2 separate regions of the Homo sapiens genome follow, and region 1 is linked to region 2. A link is an interaction called in ENCODE POLR2A ChIA-PET data of the cell type or tissue named here. Cell type or tissue: GM12878. All regions are shown on one strand. Links, peaks and the distances in the headings refer to the core of each region. The heading gives the core; the rest is flanking DNA. Region 1 overlaps PALM2AKAP2 (PALM2 and AKAP2 fusion). Region 2 overlaps PALM2AKAP2 (PALM2 and AKAP2 fusion).

The links. ChIA-PET counts read pairs that join two places held together with the same protein. Peaks named below come from ENCODE experiments on the same cell type or tissue, not always from the same donor. Only the 100,000 strongest peaks of a DNase experiment are listed, where the experiment ranks them.
Region 1: POLR2A ChIA-PET joins it to region 2 with 8 read pairs; 7 of 35 experiments call an interaction of 5 or more read pairs at or near these places.

What each region holds. Positions count from the first base shown.
Region 1 is chr9:110,085,443-110,094,905 of GRCh38, forward strand. All of the region lies in intron 7 of PALM2AKAP2 (PALM2 and AKAP2 fusion), which reads left to right. Among named protein-coding and RNA genes, the nearest start is that of C9orf152, 120 kb to the right of the region's middle. RefSeq lists an enhancer at 7,365-7,534. In GM12878, for the core only: no CTCF peak of the experiment used is centred there; no DNase peak of the experiment used is centred there.
Region 2 is chr9:109,909,216-109,918,678 of GRCh38, forward strand. The region is part of intron 3 of PALM2AKAP2 (PALM2 and AKAP2 fusion); the gene reads left to right. Among named protein-coding and RNA genes, the nearest start is that of PALM2AKAP2, 130 kb to the left of the region's middle. RefSeq lists an enhancer at 9,304-9,353. In GM12878, for the core only: no CTCF peak of the experiment used is centred there; DNase peaks (open chromatin) are centred at 4,041 and 5,365; H3K4me3 peaks cover 1,084 bases; H3K27ac peaks cover 3,369 bases.

The DNA.
Region 1 (9,463 bases), core at 380-8,379, 180 kb after region 2:
ACACAATGGAACAGGTGGATTTCTTGATGTATGGATGTAGAAAATACTACTGTGATGTTTCACCGATCTGGAACTTTGGGCCGAGTTAGCAATATGTAAGTAGAAAACTAAGTAATTGAGGAATATAGTTAACTTCAGAGGAAAAAACCTCAGAAAATTAGACAAGAAAACATAGTATACTCTGTAAGTCTTCAGTGCACAAAATTTATATGAACCTAATAATAAACACTGAATAATAAATTTGTGAAGTAAATAAAAATATTGGGAGGACAAGTTGAGGGGGATGCCAATGGATAATGCCTAAAACTGATAAATAGAAAGCAAGATAGCCTAAACATCATATTTAGAAAAGTGTGGCAAGTACCAAAAAGAAATAACTACAGCCCATGCGAAGTGGCTCACACCTGTAATCCTAGCACTTTGGGAGGCCGAGGCGGGCGGATCACCTGAGGTCAGGAGTTTGAGGCCAGACTGGCCAAAATGTTGAAACCCCATCTCTACTAAAAATACAAAAATTACCTGGGCATGGTGGTGTGTGCCTGTAATCCTGGCTACTCGGGAGGTTGAGGCAGGAGAATCGCTTGAACCCGGGAGGCAGTGGTTGCAGTGAGCTGAGATTGCACTACTGCACTCCACCTGGGCAATAAGAGTGAGACTCCATCTCAAAAAAAAAAAAAAAAAGAAATAACTACAAAGAGTTGCAAGTGGTATAAGACTGAGAAGTGGGAGGGTGTGGGGCACTTGTTTGACAATTTAACTCTTAAACTCTGTTTGATTTTTAAAAACTATGTGCTTGCTATTTGCATTTTAATCTAATGAAGGTAAAAATGGATTAAAATATAAAAAAGAAAAGCCATCTATATGCAGATGTCTGGGCAGTATAAAAGGTCTGAGAGATGTGCTTAATACTATGATTATTAAAGAAGTTAATGTCTATGAGAGCACCCAGCACATAGTAGGCACTAAATAAATGTTTGCTGGATTTGAATCTAAAGCATGCTTGATCAGACCTACATAGAGGCAATTCCTTGAAAAGCTGCAGAGAATGACTTGTACCATTTGCTGACTTTCCAAGATGGCATTTCTTGCTGGGGCTCCACTGATTATTACTGTTGTACCTGTGGGCATTGGGCTCATGACCCCATAGGTGCGTGTGTGTACATGCACATGCATTAAGTTGCAAAGTCAGTCTAAATGACTTGACTATCAACCTGTCTTTGGCAGCCATATCACTTTTGGCCCAGTTGGCACCATCAGGTTTCTGGACACAGAGGCAGTATTTTCCATCCCTGTCCTACAGAGTGTATTTGTCTCAAGTGTTATGTACTTTTCCAGTTTCTTTGCCCCCAGTAAATCTCTAGGGTCATGAAGATCATTACAAAACAGATAGTCATTTCATCTCTCTTCTTAAAGCCTCTCACCCATTGCCCTAGGAAGAAGACCCCAAATCCTTGGCATTCAAAGCCTAGGTGGTCAATGATTTGACCCCCTACCCATTGCTCTGGCTTTATTTCTTGCCACTCCAGACTTCACTGTTTACACTCAAGTAAAACCAAAGTAATTGCAATTCTCTGTAAACACTACGCCATTCCATACCTCAGGTGACTTTGCTCTTGCTATCCTTCCTGCCTGGACTAACTATCTCACATCTCCCTGTCACACCCAACTCCCAATTCTCTCCACCATGCTGGTCCTTCTCTCTAACATGGCTAACTCTACCCCACTTTAAGACTCAGCTTTATCAGCCCTTGCTATGAGAAGCCTTTGTTGATCACCCCAGGAGGAGAAAGGTGTCCCCTTTTGTGCTCTCCATCAAGAGCATCACAGAACTAATGCATCATCTTAATACTATTAATGTGTCTGATGTGTCGGAGAGGCCCCAAAGGTTTGAGGACCATGTTTGTCTTGATCACTGCACAGTACCTGACCCAGCTCATTCCCAGTAGGGCTGGGACTAATCTTGCAGGTCTTCACAGTTGCAATCATTTGTTCAGAGGTGGCTCTTCCCCAGTCTATTACAGAAGCCTCATGTCTATTCTTGGAGAGTCCCAAGACCATGGCCTCTAAGGTTCCAGCCTTATCGTGGTTTGGAGGCTCCTTCAGTTCCTTGTCATTTGAATGCAGAACTGGATGCTGTGAATGAGTTCTAGAACATGGTTCCATGGGGCAGAGTTCTGACTTTAAAAAAGCCATTTACTAACCAAGCTGCATGGATTTCTCTTTTCCCATTTCATCAAGGAAGCACCCCGGCTAGGTGAGCTGGTTCATTTCATTCATTGACTCAACAAATATTTACTAAGTGTCTGCCATAGGCCAGTTACTGTTCTAGGCATGTAGGAGACAGTAGTGAGGAAGATGGATGAGGTTTCTGTCCTCAGGGACCTGAGATCGTAGAGGAGGGAAGCAAACACAGAGCCATTTGGAGTGGTAATAAGTGCTGAGAAGGGAAGAAAGGGAATGTGGGATGAGGGGGCTGCTTAGATGTGCTGATCAAGGGAGGAGGTCTCTGAGACAACAGCATTTGTATTGTATGGTTCTGAATTGCAAAAAAGAGCTGTTCAAATTGTTATCAGTGGAGGGTGTCCAGGTTCTTGGCATCTTGAACAAAGAATTGGACAAAATGCACAAACAAAGGAAGGAAAGAATGAAGCAACAAAAGCAGAGATTTATTGAAAATGAAAGCACACACCACAAGGTGTGCCTTCACAAGCAGCAAGCAGCTCAAGGGACTGGTTACAGAATTGTCTGGGGTTTAAATACCCTTTAGAGATTTCCCATTGGTTACTTGGTGTATGCCCTATGTAATGAAGTAGTGGCTCATGATTAGTCTGATTGGTTGCAGGAGGGGACCAATCAGAGGCTGAAGTTACAAAGCTACACCCTATGCAAACATCTGATTGTGGAAAGCAACCAATCAGAGGCTGCAGTGAAGTTACAAAGTTATACTTCTATGCAAATGAAGATTTGGCCCAAGGCCAACCTGATTGGTTGTGGGAAGGGAGCAATCAGACATAATTTCAATTTTTCATCTGCCACACAAGAAAAGGGTGGGGGATTTGCAAAGGGAGTAGTTCTGGTCCTTTTGTTACTTTGGTGTGGAAAGTTGAGGTTTTCCTTTTGATTCAGTTCTAGGTAGTCAGCGTGAATTGGCTTTAGGTTCCCTGCCTCTAGACCCTATTCTCCTGCCTCAAAATAAAGAGCTATATAGCTGCACTCTCCAGCCACTGGCCACAAGTAGCTATTAAAGTTTGCATTTACGTGTTTTTTTTTTTTTTTTTTTTTTTTTTTTTTTTCTGAGACAGAGTGTCACTCTGTCGCCCAGGCTGGAGTGCAGTGATGCGATCTCAGTTCACTGCAACCTCCGCCTCCCGGGTTCAAGAAATTCTCCTGTCTCAGCCTCCCAAGTAGCTGGGAATACAGCTTCAAGCCACCACGCCCAGCTAATTTTTGTATTTTTAGTAGAGCTAGGGTTTCACCTTATTGATCAGGCTGGTCTGGAACTCCTGACCTCAGGTGATCCACCTGCGTTGGCCTCCCAAAGTGCTGGCATTTCAGGCATGAGCCACCGCGCCGGCCTACAGTTTGCATTTAAGTTAACTAAATACAATTTAAAAAATCAGATCCTCAGTCACACTGGCCACATTTCAAGTAGTCAGTAACCAGCCTATGGCTAGGAGCACCATAATGGGCAGTGCAGAGCAATAGGGAGAAAGGGCACTGGGGAGGCGGATGGGAGAAGCAGTAAGAAAGGGAAACTAGATCACTTGTTGGAGAGCACATGTATGCATTTCAAAGAACTGCCTCCTTTAATTTCACTTGTTGAAAATGGGGCTGAAGCCAAGACTAGTTATGTCTGATAGAATGTTTTAAAGTGGAATTAAAATGATCTCTAGAGATAATATAAAGCAGGTAAAAACCAGCCATGAAAAGATCTTTATTAAGGAATATGGCATGGCTACAGCAAGTCCTGAGATGGAGATAAGTACTAGTTGATTCCAGGGGCCAGTGGATGAGGTCACAGTTACCCCTTGGCCTTAGAAGGAGGAAGCCAGACATCCTAACTCTGACACCAGGAGCATACTTTACCTAAAATCTTAAAGACAGGACAATGTTTAAAAAAATCCCTTCTTAACACAATTCTTAACAAAAATAGGATTTTGACTTTTGTGTCTTAGGAGGCTAGAATTGTATTCTCATGCCATTACCAGGAACGGCTGTGCCTTGACTTCATTTTGTATCGTGTTTCACAAGATGCTCATCCCTTTTTGCACCTGCCTCTTTGCTAAACAGGTTTTCTTCCTCTCTGTAAAGGTGCCTTTGTTTGAACCAATAGTGTTACTTCTCTTTACTGTAAACAGTGTCCAGTGACTCTTCCTTATCGTGGAGAGCCAGCAGCCTTTTACAGGAGGAGAAAAGTCTTGAAGGTCACTTTCTGATGTTTACATTATAAGTCATCATGACTTTAAAAGATGAAAACTAAAACAACAACAACAAAAAACCACAACTGCCTACTGCTTACCCAGGGCATGTTATCCTATTACATTTGAATTCAAGTAACAGCTAGTATTTGTCAAATCATAATTGATCTGATAAAATGTAATCTGATCATTAGTAGCTGTGTAAACGTAAATACACTCGACTCCTGTTTCATTTGCCCTTGAAGGCTGTAACATGGTTCCAAAGTGTACCTTTGAACCGGAGAAGTCGGGCCGGTTCACATTGCAGCCTGTGTGCTTCCTGGGGCAGCGTCCACCAGGTGTGTGCGGGCAGGTACAGGATGCGAGCTCAGTCCTGCTTCCCCTGAAATCCTGTGACCTGGCAGAGGGCTGTGTTCCTGTGTCCTTACATCGGATGTCCTACTGAAGAAAGGGAAACTGGGACGAAGCTGTAGGCACAGTGGGTTCTGAAGATCAGATATAACTGAGGGAAAGTTAGGTCATGATTGCCACCTGGATGCTGTTCTCTCTCTTCACGGTAGGTCTCAGTTACTTTTACTGTGGACTTTTGCTTGCTGCAGAGGGAACTTACACCTTTCATGCCTCAAGCTCATTAAGGCACATTTCTCTTTTATTCTTCAGGGACATTGCATTTATGAACTCAAGGCATTGAGTCACCCAGAGAGAAAAAGCATATCCCAAACATTTCAGTTTCTGGGAGTTCTAAAAAGCTAATGTTGTGTTCCCATGGCCAACATTTCTTTAAGAGAGGTAAAGCAGAATAACTCTAGGTCTATAAAAATGCTGATCTGCTTCAAGTTCTAAATTTATTGTGAATTATTTATTTTTCCCTAGTAATTACTGTAATACCTTAGTACCTTCAACTTATATAGCATTTTTCAAGGAGGCAAAGCATCAGTAGAAATGTTCTCTGGGATTTTTTTACCTGATGTTTTAATGCTGTGATGATTTCTCAGCCCCTTAGTAATAATGTTAGATGCACTGTGGAAAAACTAGGCACGTAGCTGTTAAGCTGGGAATGTATGAACGGTATACATGCTATGCTTTAAAATCTAGCTCAATTTTTTTTTTTTTGCATTGACCTTGAACATGCTGACAACATAGGTCGGCATGGGTAAAGCTAAAGAATGGCCTTAGGGTTTGAAAACAACTACATGAGCTCTGTTTCAGACCTGCTGCTAGTCGGGCACTTGGCACTTTGCAGGGATTTGGGGCAGGTTTTATGTTTGTGTGCTTCTCTTAGAAGTCAAAGAGTTGGTGAGGTAACTGCAATCCTGTCTATATCAGTGTAGTGATAATGCAGTAGTGTAATGAAGAATGGAGCTGCACGTGTGAGGTTTTTCAAGTCCACAAAGATCAGGTATTGTCTACGGTCAATAAAGATTTTTTTAAAAAACCCTCTTAACTAAAGAGAGGTAACTTCCTTTTCAAAACTCTGAAATTTACATGTGCTGACTTATAATGTGTGTGATCCTCGTTGCTTTTCTGATCCTTGGTGGTTGGGGTGTGTGTGTGTGTGTGTGTCTGTGTGATGGGCTTTTTAATCTTTGAGATTTATTCTTTTTTTTTTTTTTTTTTTTTGAGACAGAGTCTTGCTCTGTCGCCCAGGCTGGGGTGCAGTAGCACGATCTCCGCTCACTGCAATCTCTACCTCCCGGGTTCATGCCATTCTCCTGCCTCAGCCTCCCGAGTAGCTGGGACTATAGGCGCCTGCCTCCACACCCGGCTAATTTTTTGTATTTTTAGTAGAGATGGGGTTTCACCGTGTTAGCCAGGATGGTCTTGATCTCCTGACCTCATGATCTGCCCGCCTTGGCCTCCCAAAGTGCCGGGATTACAGGTGTGAGCCACCGCGCCCAGCCAAGATTTATTTATTTTTTACTTACACATAGTGAAATTCATTCTTTTTGCTGTACATCTCTATGAGTTTAGATAAATGCTTACAGTTGAGGAAACATCACCACAATCAAGATAAAGAACAGTTCCATGATCCCCTAAATATATTTTGCTTCAAATTTCTATTGGCATGTTTGAGTATCAAGTTTACTACCACTTCTGAAGATGGAGCCAAGCCCTTTTGTAACAAATAGCACAGCTGTGTCTGACACTTTTCATGTGAAAGGTTGCCTGAGATGTCAGAAGTAAGATCTGGCCAGTTGCAGTGGCTCATACCTGTAATCTCAGCACTTTGTGAAGCCGAGGCGGGAGGACCACCTGAGGTCAGGAGTTCAAGATCAGCCTGGCCAACATAGTGAAACTCCGTATCTACTAAAAATACAAAAATTAGCCAGGTGTGGTGGTGCATTCCTGTAGTCCCAGCTACTTGGGAGGCTGAGGCAGGAGAATTACATGAACCCGGGAGGTGGAGGCTGTAGTGAGCTGAGATTGTGCCACCGCATTCCAGTCTGAGTGACAGAGTGAGACTCCGCCTCAAAAAAAAAGAAGTAAGATCTGATTGACTTATCCTTTTCTCAAAGTTATAAATGGGAAAATTGTACAATCTGAATATTGTTTCCTTGTATTTTAATTAATGAATGTAGAACTGTGTAATGTATTATATGCTTTTTTAAACCCAAAGAAATTTGTAATAAATACTTTAGTTAGTAAAAAGAATATACTGAAAGTGAAAAAAGTCAATTTTTTGCACTTTAGATTTTTTTTTAAGTGAGCTTAGTTCTGTGTGGTTTTAAGGGCAGTGAAATGCTGTAGAAGGACTGTAATCTGCATAACTCAAACTGGCTTAATAAGTGGAATTTATTGGCTAATATCACTGAAAGGTAAAGGTACAGGGATAGACTTGAGGCATTGTGGGATCTAGAAATTCAAACGATGTTATCCGCCTCTCTTTCCCCACTCAGCTGTGTTTCCCTCTGTGTTGGTTCTATTCTCTAGTAGACTCTTGCTTGCTGTATCAAGGTGACTGACAGCAGCTTCCGGCTTTTATTCTACTTTCTCAATTCCGTACAGTTCCAACAAGTCTCAGAATGGGGTCTCATGGGCTCTGATTGCTTCTCCTGCTCCTTATGACCCCCAGGGATGGGGTGGGGGTGAGCGGCAGTGCTCTGATTGGTCAGACTTAGGTCACCTGCTCACTCCTAGAGCTGAAGGAGTGAGAGCTCCCCCTAGACCACGGTGCAGAATGAAGGTAGAGAGTGGCAGAAGAGGTGGTTCTTTAAGGGAAATTGAGGGACATGTATGTCAGATCAAGAAAACACATGTCCTCTGCAGGGACGTTCAGGCCATGTAGCCAGTTGTTGTCTTTGTTTTTAAATAATTTTTATAAACACCTACCCTAGGCTAACCTTCCAAATAAGCAAAAGTTTCAGAATTGATAGTTGATTGATTGATTGTTTTATGGCTTATGAGATGACAACTGTTTACTGGATGTGAGATGTAATATTTTGGGAGGAAAATAGTGGAAATTGAGTGACTGCGGGACTCGGCTAAGATGGGTAGATGGGGCATGAGGAGAACTGGTCCTGTGTCTGTCAAGGGATCAATGAGTAAGGAAAAATGGGCTTCAAGGACAAAAAGCCAGGAGAAAAGAAAAAGAAGATACCAGAGATTGGCAATTGACCAAAAATTTAGCAAGATTACCATTGCTGAAATAGCAGAAATATTGTCTTGGATAGAAATGCTATCAGGGACATTTAATGAGAATTTATGAAGATTCAAGGCTGGCATAGCTACTCTAATCATGTGAAGAGTGATTGCATCTAGAATAAAGCCCAGATTCCCAAACCTGACATTTGTGATCTGGGGCCCATCTCCCTCTCCAGGCTCATCTCCCCTGCTGCTGCCTTGCACCTTACAACGAGCTGTTTGTAGTCTGGAAGGCATCACACTACCCTGTTTCCTTCACTATTCATGCTCTCTCCTCTGCCTGGAATCCCTCTCCCGTTGACCAGACTCATCTTTTAAGACTCAGTTCAGATGACAGTTTCTCTGAGAAGCATTCTTTGATTATGCCTCTCTGGCTTAAGAATTCCTCTTCTATACTCTCGTGATACCTTGTGCGTCTTTCCCAGTGGTCTCAACTGAGGGCTGTTTTGTCTCCAAGGGGACATTTGGCAATGTTGGGATACATTTTTGATTGTCATGACAGGTGAGCGCTACTAGTTGGTGGAAGCCAGGGATGCTGCTTAATATCCTTCATACAGCACACAGGACAGCCCCAACAAAGAGGCACCTGGCCCCAAATGTCAATAGCACCGCTGTTGAGAACCCTGCTTACCATTGCACTGGCAACATTGTTGGATACATCTGTTTTTAGTCTTATCTTCACCACTAGGCTGAGGCCCATGTGTGTGATCTGCATCTTTGTATGTCTAATACCACAATGCACCACTGTAGGGTAGTTCCTCAGGAGAGAATAGTTTAAAGATGATTGTATACATTTTCTTAGGATAGTGACCAATGAACAAGGCAACTGGAGGCCGTACTCGTCTTTGCGCTAGGTAGCCTTAAACTTGAGGCTCTCTGTATTAGTTAGTTCTCACATTGCTATGAAGAAATACCTGAAACTGGGTAATTTATAAAGACAAGAGGTTTAACTGGCTCATGATTCCACAGGCTGTATAGGAGGCATGGTTCTGGTATCCGCTCAGCTTCTGGGGAGGTCTCAGGAAACTTACAAACATGATGGAAGGCAAAGGGGGAGTGAGCACTTCATATAGCCAGGGCAGGAAGAAAGGGAGTGGGGAGGTGCTACATACTTTTAAACAACAAGATCTTGTGAGAACTCTATTATCGGAATAGCACCACGGGGCGGGGGGGCGGGTAATCTGCCCCCATGATCCAATCACTTCTCACCAGGCCCCACCTCCAACATTGGGGATTACAATTCGACATGAGATTTGGGTGGAGACACAGATCCAAACCATATCACTCCTTTATCTTGCCATGCCTTTGTCTTCTCACTCTTCTGCAAAAAGAGCTTTGGGGTTTACTGTAGCAAATAATGGAAAACATTAAAGAAGTATTGTTAGCATAGTTCTTTTGCTTTC
Region 2 (9,463 bases), core at 1,047-9,046:
TGGGGTAAAGAGTACAGAGCCACACAGCAGTTACCTTCTGCATCCTCCTGCTTCAGAGAAAGCAAATAAGACCAGTTTCTTTTTAATCTGTTGTTTTTACTAAGTCCAGGATTGATGTTAATTTGAATTTGTTCTTTTAAGATTCATTTTTGACTGAAAGAACTGAGCCGGAAGGTCTGCTTGAGGCTACTTCCAGTTGAGAAACAATTTATGTGTTCATTGAGACAGTCATTTACTCAACCAACACTTACTGAGAACTTTCAATGAGGCAGGTTCCTTGCTAGATACAGGCCAGCTAGATGCTAGAAGCCATCATCAAAGGAAGATGAAAAAGTGATGGTAATTATCCTCTAGAGGTTTGTAAACTGGAGTTAGGGAAGGGAGCCCAAAATCCATGAATGAGTGATTAAAATACAGTGGGATAAAGTTGGTGGTAGAAATATGTCCATGAGATATGGCAGCAAAGAAGAAGAGCACCTTCATGGGAAAAGTCCAAAGAAGACTTCCATAAAGAGATGATACCTGAGCAGATGCTTTAAAAATGAGTAGTAATTACCCATGGGAAGGGGAAGAGAGAGAACAAGGGCAATCCAGGCAGAGGGGTGGTATGAGCAAAGTCATTGAGCCAAACAAGGAAATCTTCATTTCTGCAGGTAAATGAGAGGCTGGGAGTGTGTCATATCCATGAGCTTTAGCAGAGAGCCCATGAGGGGTTTTCAGCAGGGGAGTGCTATTGTGGTGTGTCTAGGCACATTCTGGATTTTAGGGTGATGGGGCTGCATAGAAGCAGAGAGATTGGTTAGAAGGTTGTTGCAGGCATTTAGGAGAGAGCCTATACTAGGGCTGAAGAGAAGCAGCTATGAAAAGAGATTTGTGGGGCAAATTGGCTTGGTGGCTAATAAGACACTTAGTTGACCTGGTGACTAATAAGATACATGTACGTGATGATAGTAAGCGAGGGTCAAGCCAGAGGTGAAGACAACATCTAGGTTTCCCTCCTAAGTAGAATGGATTAACGGTGGTACCAGCATCTGAGCTAGAGAATAGGGAGGAGCAGCTCTATGGAGAAAGATGAGTTTGGTCCTGTATATGTTGTGTATGTGGACCATCCGGGTGGAGACATTCAAAATACAATTGTACATAAAGGCTGGAGTTCAGGAGAGATGCTGAAGATATAGTTTGGATAGATTTAAGCATGTTCGGTAGGAATTAAAGCATGAGGCTGGACATGAGTAGCCAAGAATTAAATGTTAATCAATAAGAACAATAAAACAAATAAACCTTTAGTGGTAGAGTAGGAGAAGAGGTGCCCATATGGAGAACATGGCGTCATGGTCTCTTCATCATGGAGGAAGAGTGATCAAATATGTTTTTAAAAACGAAGAAGTCAAACAGATCCACACCAAAGAGGGTCCGCTGGACGTGGCAGTCATGGACTTGACTAGGAGCAGACGCAGCAGGGCATGAGGGCAGAGGGACTGAGGCTGAGGCATGGACTTGACTAAAAGCAGATGCAGCAGGGCGGTGAGGGCAGAGGGACTGAGGCTGAGGCATGGACTTGACTAGGAGCAGACGCAGCAGGGCGGTGAGTGCAGAGGGACTGAGGCTGAGGAGGGGTCAGGATGTGAGGATGTTGAGGCAGTAAGAGATGACTGGCCTTGGGGAAGTCTGGAAGAGGGATTCAGCAGCAACTAGAACAGGATGCAGGGTCAAGAGAAGTTCACTTATTTTTAGTATGGAAAGAGATAATTCTTGTTTATTGACTAGCAGGAAGGAGGCATCTTGGAGAGAGGTGAAGACACAGGGGAGAGGGGATAGTTAATGGGGTATCCTCCCAGATCAGTCTGCACAAGCTCAGGTGCAGGGGTGGAGGCGCTGGCCTTCAACAGACAGTCTGAGTCAGAGGCTGGAGGTCAGAAGGTGTGGCTGGATGGGACTTTTTCTCTTCCTAGAAAAAAGGGACATTTTTAGGGGGAAAAGGAGGGGGTTTAAGCTATTGAGAAAAGTACTGCTTTGAAATGAAATAATCTCACTTTCCTGTAATCAAAACTCTTTATTTCTGATGAAACAGACTCAAATAAGAATCACAACAAAGAAATCAGTGCTCAGCTCAAGCCTGGAAATGATTTCCTACACGGAAATCCACTTGCACAGATTCTGATAGTGTGAGTCATGTGATTCCAGATGGAGTAAATACACATGAAAAGGAGAGAAAAGCTGGTGTCTCCATGGGCTGAAGCACACTTATGGAGAGAGAAATTTTCATTTATTTGTATTTGGGCTTCAATATGATTACATCACCATCAATAATGAAAAGTGCTGCCATGTCCCAGCTGTATACTTAGATCAAGATATAAATCAGTCCAATATTGTTCTTTTTTCTCACTGAATATCTAAATTTGTATATTTGAGGGGAAAGTAGAAAAACCAAGCCAAGATTTTAAAAATTACATTTACTATCACCATCTCCAAGTTACATTCACTATAGAATCCTTTAGAAGCATGTTCTTGGGTAGCTTTGCTTTTTATGCACTCAACAAATATTTATTGAGCATCTGTATGTACAGGGAAGAATGTGAGGTACAGTAACACAAAATATATAGTCCTATCTCTTAATAAGCCTGCACTTGGGAGAAGGTATAGATAGGGTTGGGAAGGATAAATATATTTTTAACACTCTAATACAAGGCAGAGTGTACCAAAAGTTAGAAATGCTGTGGAGAATCAGAATGAATGAACATACCAGGCTGGGTTGGGGGGCTGGGGGAATTATGGAAAACATTCCTAAAGAGATGTAATTTGATTTGGGCTTTTATTATGATATCTGTTTTCAGACAATGGAGTTGAGAGTGGGGAGTCCTTCCTGGCTTTGTCAGGAGCAGTTTGAGGTCTTGGCTGAAGACAGGAAGGCATAAGGCTGGAAAGGGGTGGGAGCAGAACATGGAGGGTGTGAACTTCCAGCCGAAGAAGTTTGATGGGGTTTGGGAAGGAGGTGAGAGGGAGCCACCAGGAAAGGATGTGAGCTGGACCTTTGGAATTCTTAAAGGGACCCTTGTCTTCTCTGCCATATTTCTGTCTCAGGGATGACGTGAGGAAAAAAAAAAAAGAGGAGGAAATGGGCTTGAGTTTCCACTGACACCTTACAGTCAAGGAAGGCCCTGTTCTTTCATAAGGAAAAGTGGAAATCCTCTGTTTACTTAAGGGCCATTAACATGTTTTCATATTAAAATACCAAATGATCTGCCGTGACTCCAGATAGACTCATCTAAATAAAAGGAAGCTGTTTCCTTACAAATTGAGTCACAAAGGATAAATATTTGTGGAGTGCCATAGAAACAAATGCGCTGTCTTCCTGAAATGTGGAAAATGAATTTTGTAGCATTGATTTGCATGAAAACAATATTCTTCCCAGTGTTCTACCTAGAATATTGAAATGGAGGTATTAAGATAGATGATAGATAGGACAGATAGATTGCTAGAGAGCTAGATTAGATAGATAGATAGATAGACAGACAGACAGACAGATAAGATAGATAGATCGATGAGGTTAAATATTCTTAGGATGGAAGAAGGGGTCAGATAATCACATCTCAGACAGATCTGGAATTCCAGGCAGCAGGAACTAATGAAGTGGTCTCTTCAGAGTTTTACCATGGGACGAATTCACCCCCGATTAGTTTTTATTCTTTGAGTCACTTCTCTCAAGACAAAGATCTTTGGGCAAGAGTTCAGTTGGCCTAGCTTAGATATGTTTCTACTCCTTGGCCAGGGATGTGAGCCTTCTGACCAATAGTTTCACCAAATCTACAAGGAACCCTAGAGAGACTTTTTTCCCAGTGGAGGAGCTGGATGTTGTTCCTAAAAGAAAAGGGCAGAGGGACCCTGGGCAGGCAAAATTTTCAGCTGCCTGCCACCTTAGCCCCTGTCCCCACACTCACTTCTGAACCACATGTGATCAGTCTTCTCTTCCCACCACATAACTGAAACTTCAAGGTCATGGGTGAGCTCTATGTTGTTAAGTCTTATTTATAGGAGCGATCAGCTCGCTGCACTGCAAGGCTGGAAAGGTGTTTAAAATGTATACTTAGGCATGTCTTGGCTCTTTCTGATATAATTCAGCTGGCAAAGGCTCTGGCAGGAAGCCAGACGGACACAAATAGCGCACCAAAGAGATGCTAAGACATGGGTGATTATAATTGTGCAAGGAGTAGAAACTTCTCTGCTGAGACTTTGGATGTGGCAGAGATTTGGGGAGTAGAAGGGGGGCAAAGCACAGTTCCAGCCAACCCCATTTACAGGCGTTGATTAGCAGTAATGAATTCACAACCTTGCAATTGCTCATTTTTTTTTCTTCTGCTGCTGAGTCATGGATAAGACTCTAAGCTCTGATTAGCTGTGATCCCTAATTCTCAGCACAATTCTAAGAGCATTCCTTCAAATTCAACAATATGTGGTAAGTGTCTTGTATTAATTAGGATTCCATGTGGATGCAAGGAACAGAGACCCACAATAACAGTGGCTTAAACAAGATGCTTATTTCTTTTTTTTTTTTTTTTTTTGAGACGGAGTCTGGCTCTGTTGCCCAGGCTGGAGTGCAGTGGCGCAATCTCGGCTCACTGCAAGCTCCGCCTCCTGGGTTCATGCCATTCTCCTGCCTCAGCCTCCCGAGTTGCTGGGACTACAGGCGCCCGCCACTACGCCCAGCTAATTTTTTGTATTTTTAGTAGAGATGGGGTTTCACCATGTTAGCCAGGATGGTCTTGATCTCCTGACCTCGTGATCCACCCACCTCGGCCTCCCAAAATGCTGGGATTACAGGCGTGAACCACCGCGCCCGGCCAAGATGCTTATTTCTCCCTTCAATAAAAATCCACAGGTCTGCAGTTATGTAAACATCCACAGGCATGCAGTTAAGAGCTGTTTGGTGGCTGTGCCCTGTGAATTCCTTAGGGACCCAGACCTGTTCCACTTTAACCCTAAAGACTGATCCTTGTCAACAGTGACCAAGATGGCAGTTTGTGCCTCAGCTGCATACATGTGCATTTCAGGCAAAGGATGAAGAAAGAACTGGAGAAGAAAGGGCTAAAGAAGATTCTAGGAGCTGACATATAGCACTTTCACTTACATGCCTTTGGCCAGAGCATGTGGCTACAAAGGATGCTGAGAGATGTGGCCTTTACTCTGTGTGGCCATATGCCCAGCTCAGCCACAGGAATGACATTGCTTTGAGAGAAGGGGAGGATGGAAATTGAGCAACTTAGCAGTCCCCTTTCCACTTTTACTTGTGCTGAATTCATAAACATGTGGGCAGCTTTCCTCTCCTCTGAGCAGCAAACACTTCTTCTGAGGTTCTTGTTTTGGCAGGTTGGCCAGACAGGCACCCCACTTGACTGCTCAACTATGAAACTGCAGTTCCAGAGAAGAGAACAGGTCTGAATTAAGCACCTTAAGCCAGTTGGTCAGCATCTCCTTTTATTCGGAGAGTAGTTACTGAGATTCAAACCCATGTCAACTGAGTAGCAATGTGTTTGGCTATAGGGTAGGGCGTAACCCTAGTCTATGTCTCTCAATAGTGAGTTATTTCATAAAGGCTCAGCCCATCGTCAGGAATATGCTGGTCTTGCGTAAGCCTTTTTCAGAAGTGTTCATAGGGTCCTGAGAATTTTGTGAGCACTTCTTTACTGCTTCTCTTGCCTCCTCTTTTAGTTGGTGCTGAGTTCACTGCATGAAGGGTCCCAGGAGTCCTCTTTCCCCTTGGTTTTTCTACTCCTTTCCTTTTCTGCTCTTTCTACCACCTCCTACTGCTGGACCTCTTTGTATCTGTACTCCACCATGGAAAATAAGTTTTGTTTGCCCCAGATCTTCCCATTTCCCAGAGTGGAGCCTTTATAATTCATGATGTTTACTAAACTTGATCTCTGCCCTTTCAAGGGATGGAACTCAGATAATGAAAGATATAGGGAGGGATACATTGCTTAAATCTGTGAGTGGGCATTACGATGGGCCTAAGTGTCCCAAGAGGGATTGGCTTGCCATGGGAGGTGGTGAGCTCCCCATGTGTGGAGAAGTTCAAGAAGGTGTGAAATAATCGTTGGGTGGAGGACAGTTCAAGGACTTCATGTTTCTGGAGAGCAATTAAGTTCAATGGCTTCTACTCCCAGTCTGACCTGTGCTTCTGTGAGCTTGAAAAATATATATTGTGTTGCAATGTGCATTCTTTAGGGAATGAAGGTAAAAGGGCAAGTGGTCATGGGAGGATGTCAAGGATAGGGGCAAAGGGTACTGGTTCCCCAGCCAGACCACCAGGGTCCAAATTCTGGCTGCACATCATCTCTGCAACCCTGGACAAGTCAGTGCTCTTTCTGTGTATCCATCCATCTGTGTCATGGGAGTTGCAGATTTTTTTACTTCATGGGATATTGTGAAGATTAAGTATTATAATGTACGTAAAACACTCATAACAGTTCCAAGCACACAGTAAGCACTCAATAATCCTAATCCTTATGATTATTATTGTTACATATATTACTGTATCTAGCAAAAACAATATTAGAATTGTTAGTATTATAATAATTATTATCATCATTGATGGGGAAGGAAAAATGAAGCCCACCTGAGTTCACAGACAAGACCCTCTCCAAACAGTAAAACAATTAAAAACCAAGTTGTATTTGTCTGTGCTCCTTTGGATTCAACTGACCAACACCCAGGCAAAGGGAAAATATATTGGCTTGCTTTTTTTTTTTGAGATGGAATCTTGCACTGTCGCCCAGGCTAGAGTGAAATGGCATGATCTCGGCTCACTGCAACCTCTGCCTCCCAGGTTCAAGCGATTCTCCTGCCTCAGCCTCCCATGTAGCTGGGATTATAGGCACCTGCCACCATGCCCAGCTAATTTTTGTATTTTTAGTAGAGACGGAGTTTCACCACATTGGACAGGCTGGTCTGAAACTCCTGACCTCAAGTGATCCACCCACCTTGGCCTCCCAATGTATTGGCTTTTGTAAGTAAGAAGGGCAAAGGAGTAGCTGAGGATCTGGGAAGCAGGAACTGGAGATTGAATGGCACGGGTCCCCAGCAGCCAGCATGCTCTGTCTTCCCTTCTCTTTGTTTGGGCCTTGCAGGAAGGTAGGCTCTCAGCAGAGCCTTGAAGGCCAGGTATTTGAGAGCCAGGCAAGTGAAGCAGAAGGAGAGCATGAGTGAGCCATTGGGAGTGGGGACGGAAACGGCGAGAACCTATCCAAGGCACCGTGCTGAGCTATGAAGCTGGAGGGCAGCGCAGGCTGTGACCCAAAAAGGCCACACAAGGCCACATGCTCCTGAGTGACAGGAGGGACATGTGATATGCTGGGCCTTGGCCCATGCTGTCTCCTCTGCCTGGCTCATTTTCTCCTCTTTTCTACCTGGTGAATGCATCCTTCAAGGCCCAGTTAATTCATCATCTACTTTGTCGAGTTTTTCTCACCACCTGTATCAGTTGAGAATTGCATTCAGCTATGATCACAACAGAGGCTTAAGCCCATAACAAGCAATCTGGAGCCAGGCATTCCAGAAGTGGTGTACTCTTTCCATCGTGCCCTCTGGGACCCAGGCAATGTCTCTCTTTCTGCACACTCAGACATACTATTGCCCCTGTGGACATAGGATTACTGCTCTGCCTATAGCATCATATCCCTTGCAGTAGGTAGAATAATGGACCCCCAGAGATGTCCACAGGCTAAGCCTCAGAACCTGTGAATATGGTAGGTTCCATGGCAAAGAGGAATTAAAATTACAGATGGAATTAGAGTTTCCAAACAGCTGACTTTAAAATAGGGAGATCAGTATCCTGGATTATCTGGGTACACTTTGTATAACCACAAGATCCTTAAATGTGGAAGAGGGAGGCAGAAATCAGAAGGAGGGGTGGCTGCAGGGAAGGTCAGAGAGATGCAACAGTGCTGGTTTTGAAGATGGAGGAAGGGACCCACAAGGCACGGAACGTGGGTGACCTCAGGGAGCTGAAAAGGGCAAGGAAATGGATTCTCCCCTAGAGCCTGCAGAAGGGAACACAACGCTGCCAGCACCTTGATTCTAGCCTGGCAAACCCCGTGTCAGACTTCTGACATACAGAAATATAAGATAATAAATGTAGATTGTTGTAAGCCACTAAGTTTGTTGTAGTTGTTATAGCAGGAATTGGAAACGAATGCGTCTCTTTAGCACCAGGTCCCTGTACCTGGCAGGAAGGAAGGAAAGGCAAATGTCACTTAAGCCAACGCTCCTTTCCTTTTTTTTTTTTTTTTTTTTTTGAGACAGGGTCTCACTCTGTCACCCAGACTGGAGTACAGTGTTGTGATCATCACTCACTGCAGTCTTGAACTCCTGGGCTCAAGTGATCTTCCCACCTTAGCCTCCAGAGTAGCTAGAACTAAGGGTATATGTCACCATGCCCAGCTAACTTTTTATTATTTGTAGAGGTGGGGGTCTTGTCTTGCCACGTTGCTCAGGCTGGTCTCATCCTCCTGGGCTCAAGCAATCCTCCAGCCTCAGTCTCCCAAAGTGCTGGGATTACAGGCATGAGCCACCGCACCCAGCCCTCCTTTCCCTTTTAGGGAGTTGTGTGGAAGTCCCTTCGGATCATTTTTACTTACATCTCATTGGCCAGAGCTGTCCCATGGCCAGCTTTATCTTCAGTGGAAGCTAGGATACATAATTTTTTTCAGGTGGGCATGTTGCCATCCCCAACCAAATAAGGATTCTGTTAGTTTGGAAGAGGGGGAGAATAGATATTGAGAAGACCACTCAGCGTCCCCACCACACACTCCCAGGCAGAACCAACTATTCTACAGCATGTTGTTCTTTCCTCTATTATTGCTATTTTTGGTTTGTATTGTAATTTATGTGTTCACATGGCTGTTTGCATTACTTGACCAAGAAGTCTCATGAGCAGACACTGTGTCTGATTTATTTCTCCATCCCCAGTGCTCAGCATAGTGCCTGATACAGAGAAGGTGTTTGCATGAAGTTAGATGGATGAATGTCTAAATAAACTTTGAAATAAGAGCATGATCGATGCACTTCCCAGAGCGAGAGTTCCTTTCTGTTTTCTTGTGAGGATGATCTATTGGGGTTAGGTACATTTTATAAGACCATTTGGCCATGATTGCAACCTCATCTCCAGTAAATTAAACCTACACAGCTGCAGTGTGTCACCTTTCCTTATGGCTTATTACAGTTTGCTTTTTGCTCAGAAGGAACTGAGCAAGCAGGTTAGAGGCTGTTATGTGCACCTGCCACAGCCTACGGATCCTCAATTAACCTTGCGTGTAAATTACACTTCCTGCCCATTCTTTATTTTTAGCACAGCAACATCTACTTGGCTCTTCCAGAGAAGACTGCATTAGATTTCAGTCATGAAACTACAAAACAGTGGCGTCTGCAGCCTGGCTGGGATGACTGTTGTTAACCCCATGACACTCTG